Linked DNA regions of Mus musculus: region 2 is linked to region 1. Evidence: chromatin loops called from intact Hi-C (ENCODE). Cell type or tissue: left cerebral cortex. All regions are shown on one strand. Links, peaks and the distances in the headings refer to the core of each region. The heading gives the core; the rest is flanking DNA.

Region 1 (8,341 bases), core at 133-8,132:
AAGATCTGAGAGTTAAGGGTGTAGAAAGATGTGAGAAGCCAGAGCACTCAAATCCTTTAGGCAGGGATCTAACTTGAGGCCACACTTTGGTAGCACAGTTTGGTGAAATCTCTGGTGATGAATACACTGGTAATGTTAGCCCTGAAATTAGCTCCACTTCACTGTTATCGACAATTATATTTGTGTGATTCTACAAAATTATAAGTACAAAGGTGTTCACTACATCATAGTTTATGAAGGTAACACCACCAAAACCCAAATGTTTCATTACAAGTATAACATCAGTTATAACTCAAATAAGAATAAAATGATCAGGCATTCTAGCACTTGGCAGATGAAGGCAAGGAATCCACGAGTTCAAGGTCATCTTCAGCTACATGGATAGCTTGAGGTTACCCTGGATTACATGTGACCCCATCTTATAAATCAAAACCAAGGGTCTGGAGAGATGGCTCAGCTGTTTAGATCACTTGTTGCTTTTGCAAAGGATCTGTGTGTTCATGGTGGCTCACAACCACCCATTAATTCCAATTCTAGGGGTTCTGATGACCCCTTCTGACCTCTTAGGGCACCTATACATGATGCACATATATGCATACAGGCAAAACAGTCATACAGCTTCAATTAATAAATAAGTCTAAAAATTAAAACAACAATAGCAGTAACAGAGGAATAAGGTAGACACAATTATTTTAAAATACAAAGCAGAGAAAATATGTTAAGCAAGATATGCTGTAGAGGACAATATGAATAAAATGTTTATACTTATGAATGAGATTTCCAAAAGGTGACTGATGCATTTATATGCAAAGAACATTCCAGAAGGATTACCCTCTCCCAATCATCGAACGTAATTCCTTTCTAAAGTGGGACTGAGAATCTGGAGGATGGCTGAGGTTCACTTGCCACAGGTGCATGCTGGGAATTCAAGCCTCCAGAGGAAGTCTCAGACCCAGAGATTTTATCATATCAGGAACCAGGAAAGTGAAAATAGGGGTAAGAAGACTTCAGGAGAACTCAGTCTTGGATAAAGGATACATGGAGTCACAACAGCAAGGGACAAGACAGCAGGGAATTGAGGACAGCTAGGAGGAGGCAGGGACTCAACTGTTCTCCAGGGTTGGGAAGCACAAACCTGGCAGAGAGCCAGCGACAGTAAGTGGAGGGTGGCTGAAGAAACCAGGGAATAGTCGCTCTCCCTACCATTTATCATGAGGATTTGCCATCAGGAAGAAACATGGAAAAATGTTTGACCCAGGATTCTTTTGTTTGTTTGTTTGTTTTGTTTTGTTTTTCTTTGTAGAACATGGAAAGCCTACAGATGTCTGCATCCACAGTAATTAAAGAAGGAAGTCATTTCTCTCTTCTAGGGACTCTGCATTTAAAGATAATGCATGGCAGCTGTGCATCAAAAATAAAACAGCACCCTAGGTGTCATTAGTACCAGGACACTCCTAGCCCTGACCTAACTATGTGACCCTTGACCTGCGTTGCCAGGCCAACGGCCCTCAATTCCACAATCCACTTGGCTCACTTCCCACCCTCACTGGTGTAACGTAATTTTCTGTGTAAATTAGGAGATCACCCCCTCCTCTCTCTCTCTCTTTCTCTCTTTCTCCTCTCTCCCCTCTTTCTCTCTTTTCCCTCTTCTCTGCCCTTCTACCCGCTTCGCCGCCTCTCTACTTCTGCACAATAAACCTCTCTCACGTGGAACCACCTTGGCCTGGTCTGCTGTTTGGTTTACCCGCTCAATATATATATATATGTATGTATATATATATATATAGCTAGATATTAATTAATTCATAAAAAATTGCAAACGGCAAAAGAAAGGAAAAAAAGAAAGAAAGAAAGAAAGAAAGAAAGGAAGGAAGGAAGGAAGGAAGAAAGAAAGAAAGAAAGAAAGAAAGAAAGAAAGAAAGAAAGAAAGAAGCTAAAGAGAGCAGTGGTGGTGTGGGTGGGGATAGTAATGCTAGTCCACCTCAGATACTTTGACAACATGACTTCATTGATATATACTAATGCGACAGACTCAGGGGCTCTAGTTAGCCTGCACATGTCAAACATGGCTCTGGCTGGCCTTGCCCTTCTCTCCTATTCCCTCTGCCTTGCTAAAAACTCTTAGATTACATTCCTTGAGCTGATTACCAAGGTCTATCCCCTTGTTTGGCCACTGTCTTAGTCAGGGTTTCTATTCCTGCACAAACATCATGACCAAGAAGCAAGTTGGGGAGGAAAGGGTTTATTCAGCTTACACTTCCATACTGCTGTTCATCACCAAGGAAGTCAGGACTGGAACTCAAGCAGGTCAGGAAGCAGGAGCTGATGCAGAGGCCATGGAGGGATGTTCTTTACTGGCTTGCTTCACCTGGCTTGCTCAGCCTGCTGTCTTATAGAACCAAGACTACCAGCCCAGAGATGGTCCCACCCACAAGGGGCCTTTCCTCCTTGATCACTAATTGAGAAAATGCCTTAGAGCTGGATCTCATGAAGGCATTTCCTCAACTGAAGCTCCTTTCTCTGTGATAACTCCAGCTGTGTCAAGTTGACACAAAACTAGCCAGTACAGCCACTTCCTCTTTTCAAGGTTCAACTATCAAAGTGTGCCAATACTTGAGTTTGGCAATTAAAAGCCCCCCCTTTGACTCCTCTAATTAACATGACCAATTAAAATTAAACACCTGATCCTAACGTGGAGTTTCTGCTTTTACCTTTATAAATTGTCTGCCACCTCTCTCTCTGGAGGCTGTCCTTTGCCCCCTTTCCCTTCTCTTCCTATTTCCCCTCATTCTGTCTCCTGTTTTTGTATCTTATTTCTGGCCCTTTGTCCTTCTGGAACAAATAAATCTCCTTGTGCTGAGAACTTGACCTTGGGATATCTTGCAGTTTCCTGCACAAAGCACCTCTCAAAACCACGGAAGTAATGAAATAATGATGCTTCTTTTAACTCCTCCCCTCTCCTGTATTCTCCCTCCTCCTCCTCTGTCAGGTTGAGAATTGAACTCCCTGCATGCTGAGAAACCATTCCTTTTGAAGAGGAAAAAAGTGAAGGGGGGAAAAAGAGGAGAATATATATATGGTAAGTTTTACCTTTTGGTAAAAGAAAACAAAAATGTCTGACTTTTTATTATCCTTTCAGTTATAAATTTAAAAACAGTGGCCCCCAAACATGGAGAAAAGAAGCCGAAGGAAGCCAGGGAGATGGAAACATTGAAAGGTCAAGGCAAGGGCAGATTACTTCCGTTTGAGCTCTAGGTTTTATGTATGTGGTATTGAAAGCTTACCTGACCTGGAAGCACATGATCTGAGCTCTATTTCTTAGATATGAGGCATTGGAGAGCCTAGCAGACCCAGAAGTAACACCACTGTACTGATGCCAGAAATAAGGCTGCACTAACATGCTAATGATGCTGACATGACGGTGCCAACAGTAGTACTAATGGAGACTGGATGTGGGATGCTCCACATCAGCTTATGAAACTTGAGTTCTTTCACTTGTTCTAACACATAAAAGGAATACTTATGATTTTATTTTATTTTATTTTTTTAAGAAAATAAGCCTAAAGGAATAAGTCAGAAAAGCCCAGAATGTCAAAAGGCACCACCAAAATGTTACCTTTTCCCTACAGGTGACAAAAGCAATGTGTATTCTTCTTGTGGATTGCCCTGGTGCTGTTTGCATTTTGAGGCTAATTCCACTTCCCTAAGAGGGGCTTCCTGGCACTAAGGAGTGAACCCTGTACTCAGGTGACTTCATGTGAACCTTCTGCCCATTTTAACTTGTAAAAAATAAAGGCTAGAGCCAGTGATTGGGCAGTGGAAGAGAGGGTGGAGCTGAAAAGTTTGAGGGAGAAGGAGGAAGAAGAGAGGAAGGAGAGCGAAGAAGGAAGAAGGGGTTGAAGGAAACTGGAGCAGAAGCATGTGACATGGCTCCCTTCGAAGTGCCCAAGGGATTACTCCTACCTCCCATTTAACCAATACATTCTCTTTGCTGCTGAGTTCTGCTTTTTCATATACTGAACACCAGTTTTTAGGAAAGGGAGTAGTGGTGTGCTTTGGAATGTCTATCGAGGTAAGCATTTTGGACAGATGGATCAATAGTTGCAGAGTAAATAAAGAGCAATCTCTATTTCCAGCTCTGTCTTACTCTTACACACACACACACATACACACACACACACACACACACACACACACACACACACACACGCCCACACGCACACGCCCACACGCACATGTACGTCCTAGTGTAGGGGATGGCTGCTTGCAATTTTAGATGAGATAGCTAGGGAGCAATTTGCAAATTGGTCTACTGTTGGTGATTTTCACTGGTGTGCTTCCATGAAGCAGCAGATGTGTTGTGGGATGAGGAAGATGGGCCACTCAGCCCAGATAATAGCTGTGTGAAAACCTGCTTGCTTTATTCAAAGGACTAATATCAGACTATTTGAGTGGATCAAGTTTGCCAGTGGGCTCAATTCTGTGCTTCCTGCTGTTTTCTTTAAAGTATACCAGAATTACAAATGGTTTTGCTTTCAGTTTTAATTTTCTGTTCCATTTCCTTTGAGGTCGACCAGTTCTCTCTTTGTGATTTAAAGCTGCATGTCTGGAAGTATGAAAAACTCATAGTCCAGAAGAGCTGTGGAATGACTGACTGGTCGGAGCATGGAATTCTGCACATCACCACTGCTGTGCTGCAGTGGTGCAAAACCCTTTCCTGTTTGGCCTTTTCAGCTAACACGGTACCAATTCTGAAGAACTAGTCTGAGCCTCAGTGGGCAAATAAATTTAACTCTACTCTGAGTAACCCCCTTTTGAAGCAGATAATGTTAGAATGAAAGATATATTTTGAATGGCATAGATTTGACAGCCACTATAGCAATAGGAGGTAACTGTTCTCCATGCTCTTATGACACATTGAATATATTCTCCTAATGCTAGTACCGCTCCTGTTTTTTTTTTCTGGAGTGTCTTAGCGGCCTCTGTCCACAAAAAGCTCAGCAGATGTGTGAATAAATATGCATGAATTGCAGTTTTCTCATGTTTATGGTACCAAAAATCAAATGCACATAGCTTTTTGAACAAAGGTTTGGGACTATAGTCTGCTGTAAAAATAAGGTAGACATTTGTCAGCTTATATCTCCTAAATACACAAGGTCAGGATTCGGCTTATTCTCATCTCCACCCTCACCCCACCTCCCACCCCCCTTCTTTTTTCTCTGCTAGAGAACTTCATAACCATCTACTTCTGAGGGCCTGTGACTACCATGAGTCTGCCCTTCTCCTCTGGAAATGCTAGAGTGAGCTCCATGACAAAGGTAGAAAAACATGCAATCTACAAAATATAATGCTTTCCCTTTGGGTTGTGTTGCATTTCTGTGGTTGTTTGTCACATAAGCGGGTCATGTTGGTCCCACCTCAGCAACAAGCACACATTATCATCTGTATGTCCAAACACACTGCATGTGGACTCAATGTCGCTTTTCTAGCCACTGGGGTTTGGTGATGTCAGCCTGTACTCTCCACTGTTTGGGCAACTGAGGAAGGGCAACATGTTTAAGTTCTTCCTAAGTGACAGAGTGAGTTCAAGCCTGGCCCAGGCAGCTATTGTCTAAGCTTGGTTTTTTGTTTTTGTTTTTTTGCTGATGAGAAATCGGATGTTGTTATTCTGCAGGGTTTGCTCTTGCAGGCAAGTTGATATGTTCTTAGATGTTAATACTGCCTGTTTGCTTTGCACGTCTGACATTTTTGACTATAGTATGGTATGGATAGAATGATTTGTTTCTGCTCATGTTGACTGTGGTTATAAAAGACTCTCGTGTCTAGATGCCTTTTTCATTCTGTGCATTTGGGGACTTGTCTGCTATCTTCCCAATGAATAAATTCTGTTTCTTTTAGTGTTTTAAAACCTCAGTTAAATTGTTGAATTTGTCTTTCATGTTGGTAACCTTTTTATCCATGTGGTTGATTTTCTCATTGACTTTGTTGACTCTTTCTGGGCTATAGCAGGCTTTCCTCTCCATGTCTTCCATTAATTTCCTCTGATTGTTTATGTTCTCTGAGGATGGAGATAATTTTTACCAGCAAATTGAAGTCTTCATCCTGTATGTTATCATTTCATTATCTTCAGTTTGAATTGAAGAATTATGATCCCATGGTGGAATAATGCTGCCTTTCCAGGTGTCTTGGGTTTCTATGCTGAAATGTTTACATCTCATTGGGTATTTATCTGATTTTATTTGAGGATCTTAACTATCAACCTACTCTTGGGAGTTCAGTCTTCAGTGCCACCCAGAGAGGGAACAACAAATTGCTGCAACAGCAATAGCGTCCAATGTTGCAAGGCATAGAAATCCACTTAAAACTGATAAATACCCATAAATTTTCACTAACGATAATAAACCTAAGGTAGAAAAACTACTATAAAATGTGATATTATTAAGGGCAAGTGTGGAGAGAGTCAATGAATGAAATAAAGGAAGGAGGCAGAGAAGGAGAAGTCATGGGGAAAAAGCTAAATAAATGAAAGGAAAATGAGACAAGTGAAGAAGATGCTGTCTGCTCAGCATTAGATGGTGAGATGGAGCCTGTGCAATGGCAAAACCATAAACCAAAAGGAATGTTGAGAAAAAGGCAGTCCAAGTGGATTTTGTTCACAGATGATGTGATTGTATAGATGGAAGTTCCTATAGACTTCTTATAGCTTACAGGATCAGTGAGAACTTAGCAAGGTCATAGGACAAAAGGTCAGGGTATAAAATGAATTGTCTCTTTAGTGTTTTATCAATGAGAATTGGATCAAAATATTAAAAACTGTTTGAAATAGCATCCCCAAACATGGACAATTTAGAAAATATATCACATATACTTGAGTTGCAGGGTGAACATTATAAAGCATTACTGAAAGACATGAAAGAAGTCCTAACCAAATTGAGAGCAAAATCAAGTTTATGAGATAGAAGGGTCAATGTTTTGTAGATATCAGTTTTCCCCAAATTGACCTATGGGTTCAGTGCATCCTTGTAGGCAGTTTGCTTTCTCTTTAGGCAGGAGATAACTGCCCTAGAGATGCCCAGCCTTCCATCCTATGAGCTTAAGTTACATGCACAACATGGCATTTTCACTTATTCTCTCTCATTCAATTTGGTATTTGGAAGCATTTTTATCTAGTTGGAATATTGTCATTGATACAAAAGGTGATGATCTTTTAAAATCAAATATTGTAAGATTTTTCTGGCTTCAGTAGAAACCATTGAAGACCCCCCAAAAGATGAGTGACCTGGTAGCAAGTGTCCATGTGAGCTGTTTCAGGTCATTTGGAGCTATGATCAAACTTACATTTATTCTTCCTTTTTATAAAATGTATCCAAAAAAAGGTGGATCATGGTCACACCTGTGGTAACCCAGTGCTTCAGTTACAGCTCTTAGCAAGGGAGTTTATAATATTGGTTTTGTTCTCTGGGCTCTCACTTTCCAGATGGTTGCCCATGGCCCAGAGGAATCCCTGGGACACCTATTAGAAGTACAGAACCCAAACTTTATTTACCTCATCTGTATTTTAGGAAGATTCATGCAGGATTCTTACAGGTTTTTAAATTTTGGTTTTTCATATAATGTCCCCTGCTAGTCTGGCCTGGCAGACCCTGTTCTAGGAAGGAAATATTAGAAACAATGACAATGTCATGTGCTCACCTGGATGGCTTTCTTCTGGATCAGCACACATCAAATTATAAATAATTTTGACTCTACTTTCCCTTGACAAGATTGAGAAACAAAAAGATTATTCTTACTGAACATATTCTAGAAGTTTTAGAAGCTTTGCATTTTGGAGATAATATCAAATGCCAAACACAAGCTTACACACTTAAATATAAATTATATATGCCTTGAGGAAGGCAGCACATAAAATTGAGAAATAGAGAAGGCAAGTAATCTGAAGATATGCCTTTTGATTTAGTTAGGACCATTTAAGACTTTTCTCAAACTAGATTCGCTTATCCCCCTTTCCCTTATTCATGCCTTTGTTTCTTTATCCCTTTATTAAATGCCTACCATGTATACGATGCTATTTCAGATATGACCTTGGAAGTGGAGATGGACATGGTCTTAGCTTTTGGGAAGGTTTACAGTCTAGAAGGATGGGCCTCAAAGCATGATGAACTATGATAGAGCCATGTCAGGCCCCAGAGGTAAGAAACTTTACCTTGTTAAGACCATGTTCATCAGGGGCTCAACTGAGCAAATAAGTCTTGGATTAAACATGGAAAGATGCATTGTGAAGGAGATGACAATTAAAAAAAAAACTCATGCGTTGATAACGTCCATTTATACAAAATAATGT
Region 2 (8,341 bases), core at 68-8,067, 150 kb after region 1:
AGCGAAGCATGTTTCTTATAAATATATAAAGGTTTAACTTTAAGAAGCATCGGAAACCCATCCTTAATATTATTCGCCATCATTTACTTAATTCCAAATCACTGAATCAGTTTTAGAACTGGAACTTAGATCTTCAGTCTCCTGATAACACAGCAGTGTACACACACCTGTGTGCATGTGAAAACTGTTCTTTTCCTATTTATAATCCACCTTGCTGTGACTGTGGCAAATCCTGTGTTCTGCATCAATCCCTCCCCCTCCCCCCCATGCCAGTTCTCTTGGCTTATCCAAATATACCAGGAATCTTATGTGAATAGCTCCTTAGCATTTGGTCATTGTGGTTGCTGTCAATGGTAGTGGTTGCACAAGAAGGGCAGGTGTTTCTAGCTGGTGTATCAACAAGGTGCATGTAGGTCTTACCAACTCAAGGTGTTCTTTCTAGGGTCTAGCCTACACTCACAACACTGAGGCAACTTTTCTTCCTGATCCAAAATGTCCTTGGAAATATTTGGCAAGTAAAAGTGAAAATTTTGGGCCTGGCGGTAGGGTGCTCATGTAGAACACACAAGAACCTGTGTCACCCAGCACACACAGAACTTTTGTTTGATCCCAGTACTACGAAGGCACATTCACACCAACACCCCCCCTCGCATACACACAAATAACCCCCTCCCACCCATCCCCACCTGCCAGAAAGCATGGCCACTATTCTGCCCACAAGCCACCATCAATTCGCTGATCAGACTTCAATCTCAGGTCAGGCAACTCTGACCTTACTCCCACCCCCAGACACTGTTCCTTAGCTCCTGTCCTAAATAAGAGAGATGCCTTGGGAAAAGGAAGCCATGAGTCTCTAAGACTGATATTATCAACCAAGGTTGAACTGTGTGGGAAGGACAAATTCTCATTATTCCACTTTTCATACAAACCAGACAAACTGGAGGAAAAAGAACCAGCAATAAATGACAGACAGCTCTAAACATTTAACATCTCAATAAAACTGCTTTCGTTATCTCTGTAGTCCTGGTTTATTTTCTAAATCGTATGGGTAACTCTTAAGGCATATACTAATCTGATTTATAAGATTGGGCTTATTTCAGAAAAAAAAATTATTTGTGTGTAGGCGGGGTGTTGGTATGAATGTGCCTTCAAAGTCCCAGGATCAGGCATAGGTTTCTGTGTGCTGGGTGACAGGTTCTTCTGTGCTCTACATGAGCACTCTACGTCTGCACCACCAGGCCCAAGAGTTTCACTTTTACTTGCCAAAATATTTCAAAGGACATTTTGTATCAGGAGGAAAAGTTTAGGGATGGCAGCAGTGGCTCTTAAGGTTGTGGGAATGGGTGCCTGGCTTCTCCTCTCCTGCTCCCCAATCGGCCACTGCCTCTCCCCAGGGCTTCAAGCATGACCACAAGATTTCAAGCTATACTAGGACCGAGCCTTCAAGGAAATTATTTCAGGAAAAATATATGAGAATTAAGAGCTTAATGGCGTTTTTTGAGTTCCATTTCCCCTTTAAAATCAACTTAAATATTCTCAGAAAAATGTAGAATTCCTACAGAGCTGGCGATGAAAATCCGCCCTTAGCCACATTTGCCTGTGTTGTACTTGGCAATGAGGTTTCCTCTTTTTGAGGTATATCAGGGAACTGAGGATCTAGGAGTGGGTTTGAGAGCTCATTTCAATCTCACCCTTTATAAAGATCCACCCCCAAACAGCGCTGCTCCGCGTTGGTTGAATAATTCACAAATGGACAGATGGAAGCAGGCTTAGAGAAACCGAAGGCGGCAGCACACAGGGCGCCACACTCACCCAGCCTTTTTCTCATTGTGGCTAAAACAACACAGAGAAAGATTTAACAAGGCAGCCCACTAATAGACCTTTTCTATGTGGATTTATTAAAAAACAAAAAGCAAAACAAAATAAACAACATCAAAAACCTCTTCTTAGTGACGTGTTATGATCTAGAATTGGATAAAACAGACAAAGAGTAAGATGGAGCCCAGGCGGTGCACCTCGAAGCCTTCCTGTGGCTTTGTCAATGGTTCTCGTTCTGTTTCTTTCTTCCTTTTTAAAAATTATAAAAACATGGTGATTGTTTTGCTCATTCAAAAGCAGGAACTGAAAAGTAGGGCTGAAGCCACCACTGCATTTTCCTGGGCCTGTCAGGCAGCCCCCCTGTGGAGCCTGGGGGCGCTGTGTGGGGCGCTGTGTGACTCTGCAAATTAAGCATCCTGTTAGCGCCCTGCGTCTCCATCTAATTTTCAGTGACCTTGTGAAAATTTCTTCAAGTGTCTGAGTTTGTGTTTGATTTTAAGGTGTGGAAAATAATATCAGCCTCCTACCAGGAAGGGACGGGAGTGATCCCAAATGAGTATTATTGAAAATGCACTGCTCACAAGGTGTGAAGGGTTGACTCAATGCAGGGTGACTAGATGGTGAGAAATCACACACACATACACACACACACACACACACACACACACACACACACACACACACACGGCGGGGAGGGGGTGGGAGGACTAGGACTGTTCTGTTACCAGGTTCGCACTGCACATTGGCTACAGCTTTAGAGGCACAGGCAGCTTTGCTGTGGTCTAAGAGCAGAAGTAACCCGCATTATCTTAAAGAAGCCAAGAGTTAACATTTGCACCATCAGACATTTTAGCAAGAATTTGGAAGGAATGTGGCTAAGAGAGTTTGGTTTGGCTTAAGCATCTCAAGGCCTCAGAAGCCGTTCAGTCCACCCCTTCCTCCTCCCTTAGCTATCTTCGTGGTTGCGGGAACCACACCCAAGGAGGGCTGCTCTCCCTCCCGGTGTATTGAACAGCGGCTCCAGACTCTCTTTCCATTCCTAGCCTGCGCCGTGGCTTAGCCCTGTCCTCTGCTGCAGCAGCGTCAATCTGCTCATTTTCCTGTCAGACAGACTTTTCAGAATTTGAAGCCAGAACTCCCATTTGGCTAGACTACTGTCTTTAAGAAACATTTTCACATCTACTTATTATACGGCCTGGTGCTGACTCAGTCTCACTACCAATGTCGTCTTCTTGTAACTCAAGCTTTCTTGTTATTGTTTCTCTTAAAGATATTGTTTTCACAGTGACTCGTGGCCCAAAGAGATGGGTCTAATAATTCAAAGTACAATGAAGTCTCTTTTACTTACCTCTTTGTCTTCTTTTCATTCCAGATGGCTTGAAGAACTAAAACTACATTTCCCAGATTGCTTTGCTGTGGATAAGATTCTGGGTAGGATTTACATTCGGCCACATAAAAATAACTCAGATAGGCCTTTGCTTCAAATGTTTTTATCCGAATAGAATAAAAAGCCTTTGACGGATTTTCAGTAGTGTTCCAGCTTTATATAGTACAGGGTTTAAACATAAGGCTAACCTCTCTCAATGAGATGGAACTTAGAATCATCTAATCATTAAAACAAAATAAACAAAACAAAACCTTCCTATGGCAAATGGGCTACATCAAACTAGAAAAATAATTTAGGAAGAAATCTTTTTTTCAATTTTTCATCTTGAACATATTTTTCTTAATATATGTTTTATATTTTTCAATAGATTAATATACAGAATGTGGTAGTTTATGTTGATTGTTAACTTAATTGGCTAAGCAATACCTAAGAAATCAGTAAATCACTTGTTATATCTATGTAGGCCTTTCCAGAGATGATTGGCATGTAGGATGGCAACTGAGGAAAAAGAGCTACCCTGTATATGGGTGTACTGGCTAGTTTTGTGTCAACTTGACACAGCTGGAGTTATCACAGAGAAAGGAGCTTCAGTTGAGGAAATGCCTCCATGAGATCCAACTGTAAGGCATTTTCTCAATTAGTGATCAAGGGGGAAAGGCCCCTTGTGGGTGGGACCATCTCTGGGCTGGTAGTCTTGGGTTCTATAAGAGAGCAGGCTGAGCAAGCCAAGGGAGGCAAGCCAGCTTTATATAGTACAGGGTTTAAACATAAGATGTAAAGAACATCCCTCCATGGCCTCTGCATCGGCTCCTGCTTTCTGACCTGCTTGAGTTCCAGTCCTGACTTCCTTGGTGATGAACAGCAGTATGGAAGTGTAAGCCGAATAAACCCTTTCCTCCCCAACTTGCTTCTTGGTCATGATGTTTGTGCAGGAATAGAAACCCTGACTAAGACAATGGGCAATGCCTCCAAAAATGGGAGAGGCCTAGATAGAACCAAAGAGGAGGCAGTAGGAAGCCCACTGGTGTGCCTGACCCCCTCTTTCCTCTTGTGGTTTCTAAGATGCTAAACTCCGTTCCCCACCCAGACCTGTCTGTAATAACTTCTTTCAGCCCCAACTTACTTACAGTTCATTTGTTTCTCAAACTCAGGATCCAGAGCAGGCTGCCCTAGAACTCTCAGCAGCTCTTCTGACTCATCTCTCCGAGTGCTGGGACCATAGACATGAGCCACAACCCAGAGCTTATCCCTGCCTTCAAATCTAGGCTTCTTATGTGGAGCTCTGATTTCCACACTCCATTGTTCTGGACTCAAGCTACAAAGCTCTCTGTGACTGCAGGTTCCACTGGTTGGTCTGCATATTCAACCAACTGCAGACAGAAAGTTTGCCCAACGGAGTCTGAAACGTCCAAAATAAAATCTTGAATTTCATACACACACACACACACACACACACACACACACACACACACACACACCAAAGAATAATTTTAAAGGTAATCCTATGTATTTAAAATAGGCAGTGTAATATTTGGATCTATCTATCTATGTATTTATCTAATTGATCTAATCTGTCTATCTTCTACCTTTCTACCTAATATATCTATCATCAAATCACCTATCTATATCTATCTACTACTATATCATCTATATATCTCACAACCAAGTTAGCTAACATAAATCTATCTCCTTCTTAGTTACCTTCGGTATGTATACATGTTAAAATAGCCTCTATTCTTTGTGCAAACTTCTAGTACATCAACACACTATTATCACCATGGTACACATTAGTTTTTCAGAACCTATTTTTAATGGAAAGTGCTCTTGACCCACAGCTGCCATCTCTAAAGAGAGGAAACAGAAAGTCAGCTTGCAATATAAAAACAAAATGACTTCACTTATGAAAACCTTTATGGGGTCAGCAAAGCACAGATTAGAAACTGGACAGTCAGTGAAATGGTGACAAGTCTGTGATTTCAGGCCACCAGAGAGTGCTTCCCTCTGGCAAAGGAGCACACTGTCAAGATGTTTCTAAATGCACCCTGAAGGGAGGTCTGCACTGTGACTTTTGTGAGGATGCCGTGTAATCACAGCATTGTGCAGCCTCCAGCTTCCTTGGACACCAAATCCACTCTGCTGTGTTCTGCATCTCCTCTGCTCTCTGGGAACTGGACCAATGCCAGGGTGTAAGTCACCGGAGTTCACTCCTGCTCATCAAAGGACCTTTACTCCATACTTTGTTCCTTGTAGTTAAGTGGCATTTTCTTTCTTTGGAACTCAAAGTAGCAAGACACTCTTTTTGGATGCCCTTTCCTCCTTTGAACATATATTTTTTTGCAGTGCTCGTGATCCTACTCAGGGATCGCTGCATGCTAGGAAAATGCTGTGCTGCTGATCTGCCCTTTGGGATTCTCTTAGCTTGCTATCTTTGTCTATACAATCCTATATTTCCTTTGTTAGAACGGCTAAAAATGTCACTTTGTAGATTCTTCAGTCCCTTAAGATAAAACGGCCTCTTTCTATAGATATGATTCTCTAGTGCTGGTCAGAAAAGCATGCTTAGATTCTACCTCGGCAGCCCTCCAGAGCTACTCAGACTCAACCAAACCAGAAATCTAAGCACGCCTACATTGGACACTGAGTTAGGGTTTCCATTGCTATGGAGAGACATCATGACCAAGCCAACTCTTATAAAGGAAAACATTGAATTAGGGCTGCTTACAGTTTCAGAGGTTCAGTCCATTATCATCATGGCAGAAAACATGGCAACATGCAGGCAGTCATGGTGCAGGAGGTGCTAAGAGTTCTACATCTTGTTCCAAAGACAACGAGGAGAAGACTAACTTCCAGGCAGCTATGAAGAGGATCATATTGCCCACCCATACAGTGACACACTTCTTCGAACAAAGCCACACCTATCCAAACAAGGCCACACCTCCTAATAGTGCTACTCCCTGGGCTATGCACATTTAAACCACCACAGACACAGCTTAGCCACAAGTTAGGTTCAGACTACAACCTGATTGTTTGAACTTCAGTCTTAGATTGGAGGAAATCTTGGAAATGAATGAAGACATACCCATAAGGGGCCGAGTTTGCTGAGGTCACACTTACTGCTTTTTTTACTCCTAATTGGGTTAAGCCAAATATTAGAATCTCCGCTGATGTGGGAGAATAGACTCCCTGTATCCTATTTACTATCGCTAGTCTCCGATGGCTTCAGAGCTGCCATGAAGGCTTACTGAAGAAACGCTAGACTCAACTCTCTACTTAAGCCCCTTTTCACTAAAGGAGAAAATCACACGGCTTGCAGAGCCATCAGGTAGTTTCTTATATATGCCCCAAAACTCTGGATCTTCCTTCTCATCTGTCTTTTCTATTGTATATACAATGGCCGCCATTCAAACCACAAGTTTGAGTCCCTCTGTAGTAGCCACTCTCCAGGCCAGCACCAGCTGCACCTCCCTTTCCTAGCTGCCTCTCACCATCATCTTAGCAGAGATCCCTTATTATAACACATGAAACAACAACAAATCAGTCAGTAGATGCCAGGTTGCTCCACGCCCACCTCAATGTCTGTTTTGGTTAAGTTTCATTGCTGTTGAGAGACACCGTGGCTATGGCAAGTCTTATAAGGACAACACTTAATGGGAGCTGGCTTACAGTCTCAGAAGTTGAGACCATTATCACCTTAGCAGAAAGCATGGTGGTGTGCTGGAAGAACCAAGAGTTCTACATTTTGATCTGCAGGAAGCAGAAAGACATTGTGCCATGCTGGGTTATAGCTTGAGCATAGGACCTCAAATCCCACCTCCACAGTAACACACTTCCTGCAACAAGGACACATCTACTCTAAGAAAGCAAGACCTCCTAACAGTGCCACTCCCCATGGCCAAGCATCCAAACACATGAGTCTATGGGGGCTACTTCTATCAAACCACCACATTCCATTCCCTGGCCACCATAGGCTTACAGATACAATATAATGCAGAAATGCATGCAGTTCAACTTCAAAAATCTCTGTAGTCTATAACAATCTCAACCCTGATAAAAAGTCCAAAGTTCAACGTCTCCTCTGAGATTCAGGCACAGCAACATACTTCCTCCAACAAGGCCACATCTAATAGTGCCACTCTTTATAGCCAAGTATTCAAACACATTAGTCTATGGGGGACATTTTGATGAAGCTGCCACAATATCCTACTTATTTCTTTTCCTACTGATCATTCATCGCCCCACTGGAGTTTAGTGTAGGTTCATTTGCTTTTTCCAGAGAAATTGCTCTTTCCTGACAAACCCAATGGCAAATTCAGGTCTTCACCTCCATCCAGAGTGATCCTTGACTATCCTCTCACCTGGCTGGAAGCTCTTTCCTAATCCCTTATGAGAGCCCTTCTTGTCTAGCCTGTGTTCTTCAAGTTTCCATTGAGGGCCTGTTCTGTCCATCATTCTCTTGAGTATACTGTCTTAAAACTATAGTTACCACCTTAAAGCCCAGTATGACTGGAATTCTTACCTTTCTATATTCTTAGCTAACATAGCTGGTCTCTGAGCCATCCCTTGGTATCTTTGAAGCTTCGGCCCCTTCCTCATTGCCATTGCCCTAGCCATCTTCAGACTCCTGACATTTTTCACAGAAGACTTTGATAGCTTCGTGTTTCAGGGATGGGACAGTGCATTTTCCCATGGAAGAATGGTAGATAGCAGATGTAGTAAGCAAAGCCAAAGGCATGATTTATACATCATATTTTCTCTATGTGACCACAGGTCTTATTTCCACCTATGTATAGGAAGTATCATAGTATCCTGACAGTCTCACAGAAGACTTGAGCTAGCTTTCGGTGGACTTCCTGCCTCTGACCCTGGTTTCCACTATTCATTCAAACCTGTCCTTCTAAAACAGATGTTAGCAAACCATTTCTATAAAGGATCAGATAATCATTATTTTAGACTCAGCAAGCCCTACTAACTCATTTGCAATTCTCAGTGTAGCACAAGATGGGTCATAGTCACAGCTAAGTAAATGATCAAAAAAATTAAAATAGCACAGATGTGATTCAATACAACAATGAATAAACTTGATCTTATTCTTTCCTTTGACTTTAGGATAAACTTCATATCCTTCCAAACAGTTTA

Evidence for each region. A loop is a pair of places that touch in the nucleus more often than their neighbours do. Peaks named below come from ENCODE experiments on the same cell type or tissue, not always from the same donor. Only the 100,000 strongest peaks of a DNase experiment are listed, where the experiment ranks them.
Region 2: it touches region 1 in a loop (4-fold over the local background); 4 of 42 quality-filtered maps call a loop at or near these places.

What each region holds. Positions count from the first base shown.
Region 1 is chr10:25,147,571-25,155,911 of GRCm38, reverse strand. Gm36313 (a long non-coding RNA gene) reads left to right here and starts at 1,772. Exons shown (of 4, transcript XR_380207.3): 1 at 1,772-5,318; 2 at 8,075-8,189. In left cerebral cortex, for the core only: no CTCF peak of the experiment used is centred there; DNase peaks (open chromatin) are centred at 4,284 and 4,953; H3K27ac peaks cover 854 bases.
Region 2 is chr10:24,994,884-25,003,224 of GRCm38, reverse strand. Gm47715 (a long non-coding RNA gene) reads right to left here and starts at 3,198. Exons shown (of 5, transcript XR_001779744.1): 1 at 3,167-3,198. In left cerebral cortex, for the core only: no CTCF peak of the experiment used is centred there; DNase peaks (open chromatin) are centred at 2,806, 3,039, 3,171, 5,624 and 2 more places; H3K4me3 peaks cover 423 bases; H3K27ac peaks cover 2,616 bases.